2 separate regions of the Homo sapiens genome follow, and region 2 is linked to region 1. The links are chromatin loops, found by intact Hi-C in ENCODE. Cell type or tissue: Caco-2. All regions are shown on one strand. Links, peaks and the distances in the headings refer to the core of each region. The heading gives the core; the rest is flanking DNA. Region 1 overlaps RIMS1 (regulating synaptic membrane exocytosis 1). Region 2 has its middle 110 kb from the start of LINC01626.

What was found. Hi-C counts contacts between places; a loop is a spot of excess contacts. Peaks named below come from ENCODE experiments on the same cell type or tissue, not always from the same donor. Only the 100,000 strongest peaks of a DNase experiment are listed, where the experiment ranks them.
Region 2: it touches region 1 in a loop (23-fold over the local background); 5 of 110 quality-filtered maps call a loop at or near these places.

Annotation. Positions count from the first base shown.
Region 1 is chr6:72,039,285-72,046,154 of GRCh38, forward strand. All of the region lies in intron 2 of RIMS1 (regulating synaptic membrane exocytosis 1), which reads left to right. Among named protein-coding and RNA genes, the nearest start is that of RIMS1, 160 kb to the left of the region's middle. In Caco-2, for the core only: a CTCF peak has its summit at 3,018 (motif pointing left); no DNase peak of the experiment used is centred there.
Region 2 is chr6:71,530,687-71,537,556 of GRCh38, forward strand. No RefSeq gene overlaps it. Among named protein-coding and RNA genes, the nearest start is that of LINC01626, 110 kb to the left of the region's middle. In Caco-2, for the core only: a CTCF peak has its summit at 3,375 (motif pointing right); no DNase peak of the experiment used is centred there.

The DNA.
Region 1 (6,870 bases), core at 1,473-3,972:
TTCTTATATATTTTTGGCAATGAAAAGCAAAAAATATGAGGCATATTTCTCTTAATCTCACAAATACAGAGAGAAAATGTTAATTTTTTTCTGAAGCAGATCTTCCTTTGTACCTGACATTCATTTTGACAGTATGAAGAACCTGTGAATGGATTGATCAAAGTGTGTTGACATTTTAGTGGGTTTTAAATGATTCTTGGTATTCAGGCAAGGCTGATGGCTTCATCTGCAGGTGAGCCATATTGTTAAAATATTGAAACACTTCCTTACTGCTCAGAAAAAGGTGCCCTTCATTAAATGCTTCCAAAGTACCTCTGCCTCCCAAGCACCAAGACTCTCTGTGATCCAACATCCAGGGGAGTTTTGGGACAAAATATTTTTTGTATCGGATATTCTATCTGGTTCTGTGATTTGGGTGGAGTTATTGGTTTGCATTTTAAAATGTATATTCAGAAATATTAATGGGTTACTATTATTTTTAATACCCCAAAGGAAGTTTTAGCCCAGTGTGTATTGTATCAGAGACACTTATCTAATACAGGTACAATGATTCAAAGCATTCACTGTACTTAAAAAAAATGGTATAATTAATATGGCATTCTTTGGTGGGCAGGCTTAATAAGGCAGGAGAAAGAAATACTGGATCATACAAATTATTACAATATTTGTCTTAACATTGTTTTCACTTTTTTTGCATAACTAAAGGCTGTAAGCCAGAACTGGTAACTTAAACTCACAGACACTGCAAATTAGCATTGTTTACAGCACATAGGTTTAGCTACTAACACAAAAAATTTTTTAAATAATTATTTTGCTACTGTTAGGCTCTATGATACTGGATAGAAGGTACTTAGTACCTAGGGACCTTAACTTTCTCATCTGCAAAATGAAGAGTAGAACTACATTCTTTCTCCACTTCTATACTTTGTATTCTTATGTCCCATTTTCCCTTATGCATGATAATTCCCCTGGAAGACTAGTGAAGATAGAACCTGGTGTCCAGTTACAGTTTTCAGCCATCTGTTGTTTGGACCTAAAGTGAAAGCAATAACAGGACTTAATGAATAGTAGTCACAGGCTTTCCTAGGCAGCATGATGATAATGTGATGTTTGGAAATGCCTGTCTAGATTTTGAATTCTAGCATTTAGGACAATACTTTTATTTTACAGATGAGAAACACTATGCCCTGAGAGTTAAGCCTGAAGTCAAGTTAGACAATTTCTTGAACTGAAATTTACAATTTGGGCTAGTATATTTGGGGGACATAGGTAACAACCTGAAAATTAGACCTGTACTGTTTCATATATTTTGATTACTATTATATAAAATATGTAAGTAGTTTTAGGATGAGATGTCTCAGCAAGCTACAGAATCTACAATTAAAAGAATATTAGTACCATACACTAGCACCTAATGACTAAACAAACTTGAAAAGCTAAAATAAATCTAAAAAATAGTAGATTGTTAGGTAAAAGACCATTTTATTGTTTCACTTTACTTTTGTTTACTCTTGATTTTTCTAGTATTCATTTAAATTTGAACTTTAATTTTATAAATTCCTTTCAGATGTTCAAAGATGTAATTTATTTTATTAATAATAATATGGTTTAAAAAATATTTGGTGTGTCCCTACAACCCTACAACCCCCCAAAAGCCTATTTGTTATCTGGCGATCGTTTCAGATGTTTTCTTTTTAAATTGTCCTGCTTACCTTATAGACGATACAAATTGACCTTTAATATTTGTTTTTAGAGTATAATGACTGACTTCATGCTTACAGATGCTTGTGTGCTTATATGTGTATGTGTGTATGCACATAGGAATACACATTAAGTAGCTCCAGATGGGCTTTATGCACATAATTATTCAATTTTGAAAAAATAAACAAACTGAAGTTCTTTCTGTCTATCTGTCCATCTGATTGGAATCACACTTATTGAGAAGACAGAGCATTGCATTCTGGCCATGAAGAAAAACCTGAATACCTGGCTATACCTGCTAAAGTCAGCCAATGCCAACAAATTTTGTAGATTTTTATTCATTTTTAGATAATAGAGGTTTTGAAAAGGCTTTATAAGAAAGTTGTACATTGTGAAATCCTAAAAAGCTGTCTGGATATGGTATCAAAAGTTATAGTTTTTATCTTGATGACTTAAGATGAAGGGAGGATGCTTATCTATTAAAAAGCGGAAAAATGAGATCAAACTCTTTTCTTAGGTTGTATCTCAACTTTAGGGCTTTATGAAACTTTATATGTGTATGAAATTTGTTTTACTAATACATTTTAAATTATACTGCTGCTATTACTCTCTCTTGTCTAATAAGACGTGGCCTCACTCCCTCTTCCATGCAAGTGAGGTCTCCTTCCACACAACTAAGCCTTCACTGAACAAAAAATAACTATAGCATATGCATGAGTTATCAGGGAGTATGGACCCCTAGCATTGATGTATATTTATTACTGAGCACATGCTCAATGCTGTGCAGACACAAAACACATATCTTCCTTGTATTTCATCGTTGAATCTTCACAATAACCCTATAGGATAGATACTCTTCTTATTTTATTTAACAGTTAAGGAAACGGAGACTTAATAAGGTAATTTGCCTACGTAAACACAACTGATAAATGGCAGAGCAAGGATTCACACCAAGACTGACCTAACGCCAGACTCCAACTCTAAACCATTATGTTAGCCTACTTCTCCCCATGATAGGAAAATTTTATTTACATTTGTATCTGAGAAGCCCAAGTCTTGCTTTATATTTTTGTCTTCTTATAGTTAAATATTTCTTGGTATCACGAAAACATTTTTTCTAAATGAGCATATTTTAAGATAACACACAATATTGGTATTAGTTTTGTCACAAATTGACTAAACTTTCAACCCAGATCAGACACTATAGAAAGCTAAAGTGTCTTGTATTAATAGTAGAAAGAGGTCTCTGCTGCACACTCACTACAGTTGAGAGAAGAAACCCTGCTGATCAGGAGCTGCCCTCTTATGGAGAAAGGCTATGGCAACATACTTTTACGGAAGTATTATTCCAATAGCTGTGCCTTAAGATCTCACAAGTTTCTACTGTTACTTACAAAGATTTTTTAAGATACTGGATAAATATAAAACAGTTATAAAAATTAGTCCCAATTTTATTTCCATGTTTAATCAGGTCTTAAATTATATATAACATTTTATATCAATGAGTGTTCTTGAACCACATTATGTTTAATATTTGGAGAATATTTCCTTGTATACATGTGCCGTAATTTATTTTTAAATTTCTTTACCCACATACCACATAGGGTGTCTCCAATTTTTCCAAATTACTAACAGTGCTGTATAACACTTGTACTTTCTCTGCATGCTGCATTTCTTTTCTAAGTTTTTCCTCTGTTGAGGTTAACATATTGTGCTTAGGATTTACAAATAAATAACAATCTGTTCTATCTTTAGGAGTATTTCTAATGGAGTTGCCTTTCCCTTTCACATTATAAATGCTTTTAATATGCAGACCACGATAAAAACTTAAAAATGGGTCCCCAGATTTTCCCCAAATGATGTTTGAATAAGATGTAAAATGACCACCCACAATACTTGGCCAAATAAGTATTCCGTGAAATTAGTCAGTGGAAAAAGCAATATCCTTTTACTACTCAAAATGCTCAAAAGAAATATAATTTTAACAATCAGAAATCACCCAAGAGCTAGCTTCAGACACTTGAATTGGATATGAAAATGAATTCCAACTTCTACTTTGCTTTTTTAGCTCTTACACTACACCCACTTGGTACTAATTATAATTTTTGCCATGTTTCAATTTATCTTAGACTCTGTGCTGTATAATGCTATAGTCATAGAACTTGCATGCACACACACACACACACACACACACGCCTGCAAGATCACTTACATCACTGACACTGTGAATGCAAATAAGAAATTCCTGAAAAGGCAAGTTTCTCCCTGCCAAAACTATCATTCTTATGAAATAGGAAAGAGAAAAGGTATGATAAAGAAAGAGAAATGTTTATAGTTGTCATTTTTATCTTTCTACTTTAAAATCTAGGAAGAAAATCTTTTAAAAGAAAATCAAACAATTATTCTTTATGTTTTGTATGGACTGTATGATACTAGTGGAAAGTTCCTGATGACCTGTGAGTGTGAGGAAGGAGGTCAAAACTAGAACAACATTAAAATTGGATGTTATGGCACAATGAAATTTTATGGCTAAATCATTCATTGACTTTTTATCTTCTTAAGGATATGTTCTGTTGAGAACATTTGGTTTAACTTTAAAATTCTGAGTGTGTTCCTTTGAGAACATTAATTTCACAGTAAAATTGTCAAATATAATCTGATGTTGCTTTTAGTAAATGCTAATGTACTATTAACTAGACTTTTTTCCCCCTTTTCTGCCTGACTGAGTACAACCTTACTTTATTTACTGATGTAATTATTAATTCTACTCATAGCTTAAATAAAAAGGTAACTCTGAAGAAGCATGGAATCAAAAATTTAATGAATAAAATTTCAAAGTGTTTATTGTAATTTATATATACATTAATGAAGAAAAATTTAATGAAACACATAAAAGAAAAGTAAAATTACCCATGATTAACCCAACAACCCCTGTGTGTATATTTTGGTACATATAGTCCAGATATGTATACACTGTTTTGCTTTGCCAGCTTTTTCTTTTTAATGATGTAATTAACATTTTAATATATTATTAAAAATTTATTAAAGGATTTATTAAAAACTGGTGTGTATTTTTCTGAGAAATCAGTAAATGTTTAAAAATAAATAGGTTTTTTAATTAAGTGTGGAAAACTTTTCAAATATGCTAAAGTAATTAAATAGACATTGCTGAAACAACTGGATATCCAGCTACAAAAGAAAACAACAAAAAAAATTAGACCTTTACCTCACACCGTATATAAAAATTAACTCAAAATGGATTATAAACCTAAGTATCAGAGCTAAAACTAGAAAACTATTAAAATAAAACATCAGAGAAAATATTTTTGTCTTTTAATTGGGTGAACATTTCTTGGAATGGCCACAAAAGCATAAAACATAAAAGGAAAAAATTGATAAATTGTATTTCATCAAAATTAAAATTTCAGTTCCTTGAAAGACACTGTTCAGAAAATGACTGAAAACCAGACTTAAAGAAAAAGTTTATAAAGCACATTTTTAATAAAAGACATATACCAAAAATAACTAAATAATAAGACAGCAAACGACCCCCCTGATAATGGGCAAAATATTTGAACAAACCCTTCAAAGATGATCATGGCAAATTAGCATATGAAAAGATGTGCAACATCTTTAGTCACCAGAGAAATACAAATCAAAACCACAGCAGCATACCCTTCATACCCACTAGAGTGGCTAAAATTAAAAACACAAACATTAACAAGTGTGGACAAAATCTTGGTGTAGTTGAGATTATCACAGGTTGATGTTGGGAACATAAAATGGAAAGCTACTTTGGAAAGCAGTTTGGCAATTCCTTAAGTTAAATATATGTTTAATATATTTCCCAGCAATCAAACTCTTAGATATTTAGCCAAGAGGAAGAAAAACTCACATGTGCACACAGATATATATGCCAATGTTCATAACAGTTTTATTCATAATAGCCACAATCTGTAAACAACTCAAATGTCTTGGCTGGTGAATGAATAAACAAATTATGGTATATCTATACTACTACTAGTAAGCAATAAAAAGGAACAAACCATTGATACATACAACAACACTGACGAATATCAAAAACGTCATGCTAAGTAAAAGAAGTCAGACTCAAAAGGCTACATTCTATAGGATTCTATTCATATAAAATGCTAAGAAAAGCAAAAATGATAAGGTCAGAAAACAGTGACTCGGGGAGAGAGTGGGAATTGACTGCAAAGGGATATAAGGGTACTTGTAAAGATGATAATGTTTTATATCTTTATTGTCAAAATGCATCAAACTGTACACTAAAATATGATGAGTCGTATTATATTGCATTATATTTTATTTTATTCACCTGACATAAAAAATAAAAGACAGAGGAACACTAGATCCCTCTTAGAGATTCACCAAACATATTTATTATCTTAAAAACTCTAAGACCTGAAGAAAACAATTTTTATTTCACTTTAGTAGACTGGGAAATCCATAGTATTTAATCTCATGGATAAAATATATTCTAAGTTATTTAAAATGCTTTCAGCATTTGTAATTATTAAAAAAGCTACAATGCTATTTTATTAAAATTAATTAGAATAAATTAAACAAGTTTAATGCTTTTGTTATATTGACAAATGTCTTCCTTAAAGGCTGTGCCAATTTTCATGACAGTGACTATTGCCACAGATGCATAGGACATCGTATGTTTTAAAATCTTTTCCAGCTTTATAGGTAATAAGTGGTTCTTTTTTATTATTTTCATTTGTATTTTTTTACTACTAATAGTAAATGTAAATATTTTCCAGATGTTTATTGGCCATTTATAATGTTTTCATTTTGAATTTTTTATATATATTCTTTATTCTTTCCCCTCCCTCAATTTGGGTCTTTGTATTATTTATTGGTGTTAAGTTTTTTTTTTTAAATTGAAACCCTTTAATTTAAGATGTTATGCTAAATTTCAGTATTGTTATTTTTGAAATACATTTATTTTTAATGTTTTGATAACAGAAATTTTCCCTTACAGTGTGTGTGTCTTTGGAATAATGTCAAAGACATAATTTTCTTTTAAAAAATTATCACTGCTAATGTAAAAGCAAAGTATAATATTTTGCTTCACAGATAAGTGGTTTAATAATTGGACTGATAGTGACTGATTCAGCACTTATGTGTCTCTTTTGAACTCTC
Region 2 (6,870 bases), core at 1,907-4,406, 510 kb before region 1:
TGATCTAAAGGCCTCAGTTATTCAAATCACCATAATTGCAGCTGTCAGGACTCTATTCACAACTGACAGAATAAAACTCAAACTGACTTAGGGCATTTATTGTCTTATGTTTCTGAAAACTTTAGATATCTGCAGCCAGAGGCCAGATCCAAGGCACCAAATAATGTCATCTAGAATCCGTTTTTAAATCTTTTGATTCTGTTTTCCTGTGTTTCCCTCTTTATCACACTGGTTCCTCCCATGCACTGGCAAAAATAGTGACTAGCAGATTCAGGCTCACTTCCTAGCAACTCGGCAACCCCAACCAAAAGAGACCTTTTTTTTCCCAAAAATTCCAGCAAAATATATCAGATCACATTCATTAGACAGATTTGTTTTATTTGTCCATCTTGAACTAATCATCATGGTCAGAGGATGAAGAGCTGATTAGCTGGGCCTGTGTCACATTCCCACCATCTCAATATCTTGGAGGAGCTGGAGGGCCTGGGGAGGGATGAATGTTTGGACTAGGTCAAACCCACACAAACAACAGGTTGAGAGTGGGAGAGCCTGGTTTGCCAATGGAAAATGACTACCACAAAAATCTAACCTTATTATCCCTAGTGTGACTCATCCTTTTTATTTTCAAGATGTCTTTGGACATCTTTCCTTAAAAGAACCATATTTGATTAGTTAAATAACTCTCAAGATGTTCCAGAGCTTCATTGCACAAATAACTGATTTACAAATTTCTGTATTTTACACATGCACAAATCAGTACTGTTTGCATGAATCCCATCAGTTAAGGATTAATTTCTACTCTTCATATATTTTACATCCTTGAGAAGAAAACTTAGCAAGCCACACAGCTGTGTGTAACCAGATCAAGTATTCTATTGAATGAATGCAATCTAGTTATTGTTCCTTTCATATACGTAATAGATTCCTTTACTCATCTTAGCTGATTGAAAAATAAGAGGCTGTGTTAGTCTGGACCCAATCAGGAGAGAGTAACCATGCAGTAAGTTGAACACGGAAAGTTTCATATAAAGAATTATTAACTAGAACGGGGATTAGAATACAAGGGGTTGGGCAATAAGAACTGGAAAGAATCGGAAAGAATATATGAATAACAGTGTTAAGGAGAGACACTGCTCTCGGTCTGAGAGAGCTCAGGTTGGAGCGCGCCCTCAGGCTGAGAGAGCTCAGGTGCTAGATCCAGACTTGGTTGGGAAGGATCACTTCCCTGGCTCACTGGCTGACAGAGGAGTTGCTGTGGTGTCCTGTGGGCAGAACTTGTTGGCAATCCTCCCTCGAGAGAGCCGGGAAAGCTGTTCATGGGGAGCTAGTTCACAGGAGGAGCTCCATAACAAACCATATAAAGGGACAGTGGGCGAGGAAGCTGAGTGCGCTGACTACCATACCCTGCAGGAACTGAACGCAGGAGATGCCGCACATGCCACAGGAGTTGGAAGCGCTCTGCTACAAATTCACTGCGTGGGAGGGGAGGGTTGCTGGAAAGAGCTACTGGCTGCTGAGTGCTACTGACTACTGTAGACTGCAGAAACTGGACATTGGTGATGCTGTGAGTACCATAAGCACCCAGTGCTGGAACCTGCTGAGTGAGTACCCTGGAACCAGAAAGCAAAATTCTTTTCCTCCTGCAGTGTCTCTCTAGCACCTTCCACTCACAAAGCTTCACGGCCAGCTGATATATATATTGAAAGGGCCCAGATCCGTTTTTATAGCCGAAAAACCGGGTGAATTTGGACCTGAGAGGCAATAAATAAATAATCAGGCCGGGCGCGGTGGCTCACGCCTGTAATCCCAGCACTTCGGGAGGCCGAGGCGGGTGGATCATGAGGTCAGGAGATCGAGACCATCCTGGCTAACAAGGTGAAACCCCGTCTCTACTAAAAAAAAATACAAAAAATTAGCCGGGCGCGGTGGCGGGCGCCTGTAGTCCCAGCTACTCGGGAGGCTGAGGCAGGAGAATGGAGTGAACCCGGGAAGCGGAGCTTGCAGTGAGCCGAGATTGCGCCACTGCAGTCCGCAGTCCGGCCTGGGCGACAGAGCGAGACTCCGTCTCAAAATAAATAAATAAATAAATAAATAAATAAATAATCAGCACAGAGGCATTGAAAAGCCGTATTTTGACACTGGTGCTGTAATACTATCTAAACTGTGCATATCTTTTATTTTCCTTATTTTCTTAAGTTTCTTTTCTTATGAAGATAGTGAGAATAAACGTATAATTCCATTCCTCAGGCAGTGAGTGCATCGATGATTCTAAACATCATTTGGCCAGCTGTGGAGGAAGAATTCGTGAGAAGCCGTCTGAGTAGCTTTCAGAAGCAAGCATGAAGTTCCAGACAATTTTAATTTTATATAGTAGTTTTCTTAACAACCCATGGGACGTTATTTATACTTTAAATTTAGAGAAACTGATTTTCAGAAGGTTTTAATAACCTTTACCATATATTCAACTCAGCTTATGGTAGGGCTAATTATTAGTATATATTAAATTTGGGGACATAAAAACAATGGTTCTTAAACTTCCAAAAATGTTATTTTCATTTTCAAGTATAATATACAAGCATATTTTAACTGCACAACTTGATGAATTTTCAAAAACTGAACCCACTTGTGTGACTAGTACACAGTTTCATAAATGATTAAGGTGCTAGAAGCTCTTTTCAGAATCCAAAGAAAGTTGAAGCCTCTTGTTCTAAAATAGACACTAACACAAAACAATTAGCTTGAAATTTCAAAATTTCCACAGAATAGCAGGAAAGAATGCCTGTGTTTATTTAATAATAAAAACAAAGTAGATTTTCCCTATGAGAATACAACAGCCTAACTCATTTGGTTTTAGTTTCTTAGTTCAAAGAACAGGAACAAATGCTAATACGGTACTAACCTCATTGATTTTTGAAATCACTAAATAATTTATGTTGAGTTTTACATTTTAATTGGTAATACATATTAAATAATAAATTGGTACTAATTATATTGCCTTGATTAAAAAGTAATGGATTTTGTTGCCGTTTTTCATAAAAAATATATTAATATATTTTTAGATGAATACAAATTTTTCTCAGAAGATAGTTGGGAAATTATCTTCATTTTTCTAAACTAGATTTTTGGCTCTTTTTCAACTTCAACTTACAGTTTATTAATCATATACACTTTGGAAGAAATTAATCACAGGTAGCAACTGTAACCGTCTATAGATTAAATATATAAGAATTTAGGATTATATTCTAAATTCTTCAATATTTGGACCCAATCGGACATTTTCAATTCAAGAAAGCACAGTGTATTAATCATAAACACATTATTGACTGGGAATTATTACTTTGGCCACCAGATGGAGCCAGTATTGTTTCAGAAATGCAATGAATCCTGATATTTTTCACATTTTCCCACTCTAACCCAAACTAAAAGTTTTAAATTTGCTTCTAAATTTTGTCAGGAATTACAGAGCTACTATTATTAATAAAATATATTATTATTATTAAAAGCTATTATCACTATTATCTATAAACAAACACCTAAATTTCCTAAGTGTAAAATGAAGGAACTGTTTTCGGTACCTATTAGATCTCTTCCTAATTTAGAATTCTCTAATACATGCTGAGAATATTTTTGTAGTACCATTTAAATTCCATTATGCTACCTTGATGGCATTCTTTGATATTTTATTATTCACAATCATGGAAGTCATTACCGATATTATAAATGAGAACTTAAAGCATGCATTAGGTAATAAGATGGGGAGAAACAGAGGTGGAATAGAAAAGATTCTTACTGGTATTTATTATGAAAGTCCACTGAATATCTAAACAAAGTTCAAAATGTAGAGCCACCTGGTCCAAGAGAATGTAAATTTGTGTGTCTATCGTCCCAGTCTGAGGCCTCTGCAAGTTCTGCATAACCCAATGTCAATTCTCATCAGAAAGATCTAGGGAGGTAACACTGAAATGTTAAAGTTATTTGCGAAAGTTGGAATGTTTAAACATTATCCTCTGTTCAAATTGGATTTTTAAAAATTTGATACTCATGAGAACTTATGATATATTGAAGAAAACACATGTTCATATATGCATAAATGCATGTATGTATCTCTCTCTCTAATGTTGGTTTCTGCTGTTCCTTTGTTTTCTTTTCCCACGTTTGGTGCATAATAAATACCTATCTTCCAAGAAGTTGATTCATATATGTATATTCTTAATATTTCAACCTCACTCTTTTTGTAGCATACTCTAATGAAATCATCGCTGATACCATGTTTGAACATGAAGTTGCTGGTGAAAGGGAAAATTTGAGCTGAGAGAAGAAATAACCTCACAGTAACAGAAAAGAGTTAATACAAAATGAGGCCATGGCAGCATTTTAGGAAGATTGTGTACACGTTGGTGGCCAGGTCGTGACAGAGCTCAGCAACCTTTCAAAGCCAGTAACTCAGGGGAGTGGAATTCACACAATTAGACTAAGCATGTAGTGTGAGAAATGATTTGACAATATGTGAAAGGCAAGAACAGGATGCTGTAATTGATTTCACCTATAAGAGGGCAGAAGGGAAGTTGTAGGTGAACAATAAGAGAAGTTGAGCTTTTGATGTTATATAAACTTAATGGGCATAGTTCAGAAATGGCATGTGGTCTCTAGGTTACTGTCAATTACAATCTAAAAATAAGGAATGGTTGCTGTTGCTAGGACTGTACCTAAATAGAATTGTGCTATGATTAGGCTAATGAAATATAAAATCTGTTTTGGGGACTCATTCTCTAAACGTGAAATTGGGGGGTGTGAGAAAGGATGAAAAGGAACAAGGAAGTCAAGCTAATGGCTAAGAATATAGACTCAGAGGTGATATTGTGAGTTCTAATTCCTGTGCTGCCACTTTCAAGCTGGGTGAATTCAGCTTTCTACATCTATGTTTTCTTATCTGGAAAAATGGAATAAAAGTGATATTATTGCAAGCAGTTGTTAAGATTAATTGAGATTATATGTAACAATAGTCCTCAATTTGTGATATATGCTTGGTAATGTAATGATAATGGTAGTGAATAGTATTAATATCTCCAGACTATTTTTTTCCAGGAGATACTTGGATGGCACTGAGCAGCAAAGAACACCTCAGAGGAGGCAGTTTATCCTATTTACTTACTGGAGGAAATAGCAAATGGCTAAGATTTGCCAAAGGACTAAGTGCCCCTTACTATGGCAGGAAAAAGTATTCCATTCAGGTAATGAAGTCCCCTGGGGAAATACTAAGAGGAGAAGAGCTGCTACCATCCAAGATATACATTTTCTAAGTGGCTTGCCTGTGGGCCCACTTTCCTGTTTAGTAGCGGGGATCCTTCAGAAATGTTGCTCAAGGACTAGGAAGATTGGACAAATGTCCCACCTACTGCATCTCTCTAAATCTTTATAGCTTGGGAAAGTGTCTAATTCTTAACAGAGCATTTCACTGATAAGGAAATTTTACTTACAAAGGAAAAAGAAAGATGCAAATATAATTATCTACCAGAAATACAGTTCTGCTAAAAGTAGAATTTCTGAAAATTCTTGATTCGTCATGAGGACCTTTGATTGCTCAGAAGGTAGAAGGAGCAATGAAAATATTAGAAACTTCAGAGTTTGCACAGGTAATGTGCTATGGATAGCAAACAAGTCGATGGCAAAGAATGGGTCAGGGAGGAGTTTTGGCACCTGTGGGACCCCAATTATTCCAGTCATGAAGGAGAAAATGTGAGCCTGATTCTTACAGAAGCCCCATAACTACAGTGGGATACAAGCTAATGGAAAATGACTTATCAGGGGTTTATAAATATGGGGTATGTCCATTGGTTTGGAGTCTTGGTCTTTAAAAAAACCTAAGGAGCAACAATTTATCATGTCATATTGGAAAAACCAAAGTAAACTTATGAACTTTAAAAGGAATATTCTCTCCAGGTCTATATGAAAAGTGGCCAAGAGGAGCAGTGGTGTATTTGCCCACCGCTGACATGGGAATCCACATAGCTATGTGCACAGATTTGGTCTCTTATATTGTCTTCACAGAGAAATGCCAGCGTTCCTAGGGAAGTAGCCGATTCCATACCTTAGGCAATGGAAAATTCAAAATAAGCAAAGACCATCTTACTATTGCTGGAAAGCAAGAAATCTTTTCAAGGATGTTGGGGGTAGTGCTAAAAAAACAAAAGCGCAGCTTAATGAAGCTCCTTTTGATGAAGTTGTGACAATCCGATTTGAGTTAATGGAAATAAGTATTTTTTAATTCTTGAAAATTTAAGAGATGTCTATTATAAGGGGCACAGTAATTCGAAGAGAAAAGAAAATCTGTTTTAATGTTTATTTTTGTTTTAAGTTCTGGGGTACATGTGCAAGATGTGCAGGTTTGTTACATAGGTAAACATGTGCCATGGTGGTTCACTGCACCTATCAAGCCATCACCTAGGTATTAAGCCCAGCATGGATTAGCTATTTTTCCTAATGCTCTCCTATCCCCCATGCCACCGCCTGACAGGTCCCAGTGTGTGTTGCTCCCCTCCCTGTGTCCATGTGATCTCATTGTTCAGCTCCCACCTATAAGTGAGAAGAAATAAAAATTTAATGGTATTTGTTGTATTGTCTTTAATTAGTAGAGAATATTTATATATGAATATCTTGATTTATTATTAAATTTATATTTATATAGATATGCATTTCTTTTATTCTGTGTAATTAGGAAGTGAGTGAGTCAAATATATATGAGAAATGTAGTAACTGGAACAAGAATTTTTGGTACTACTGAGTACATTGAACAACCAGATACAACAAGGTCCCACATTCAGAAGTGCTGGTTCACGCAATAATCAAGTAGGAAGAAATCAACACTAGGGG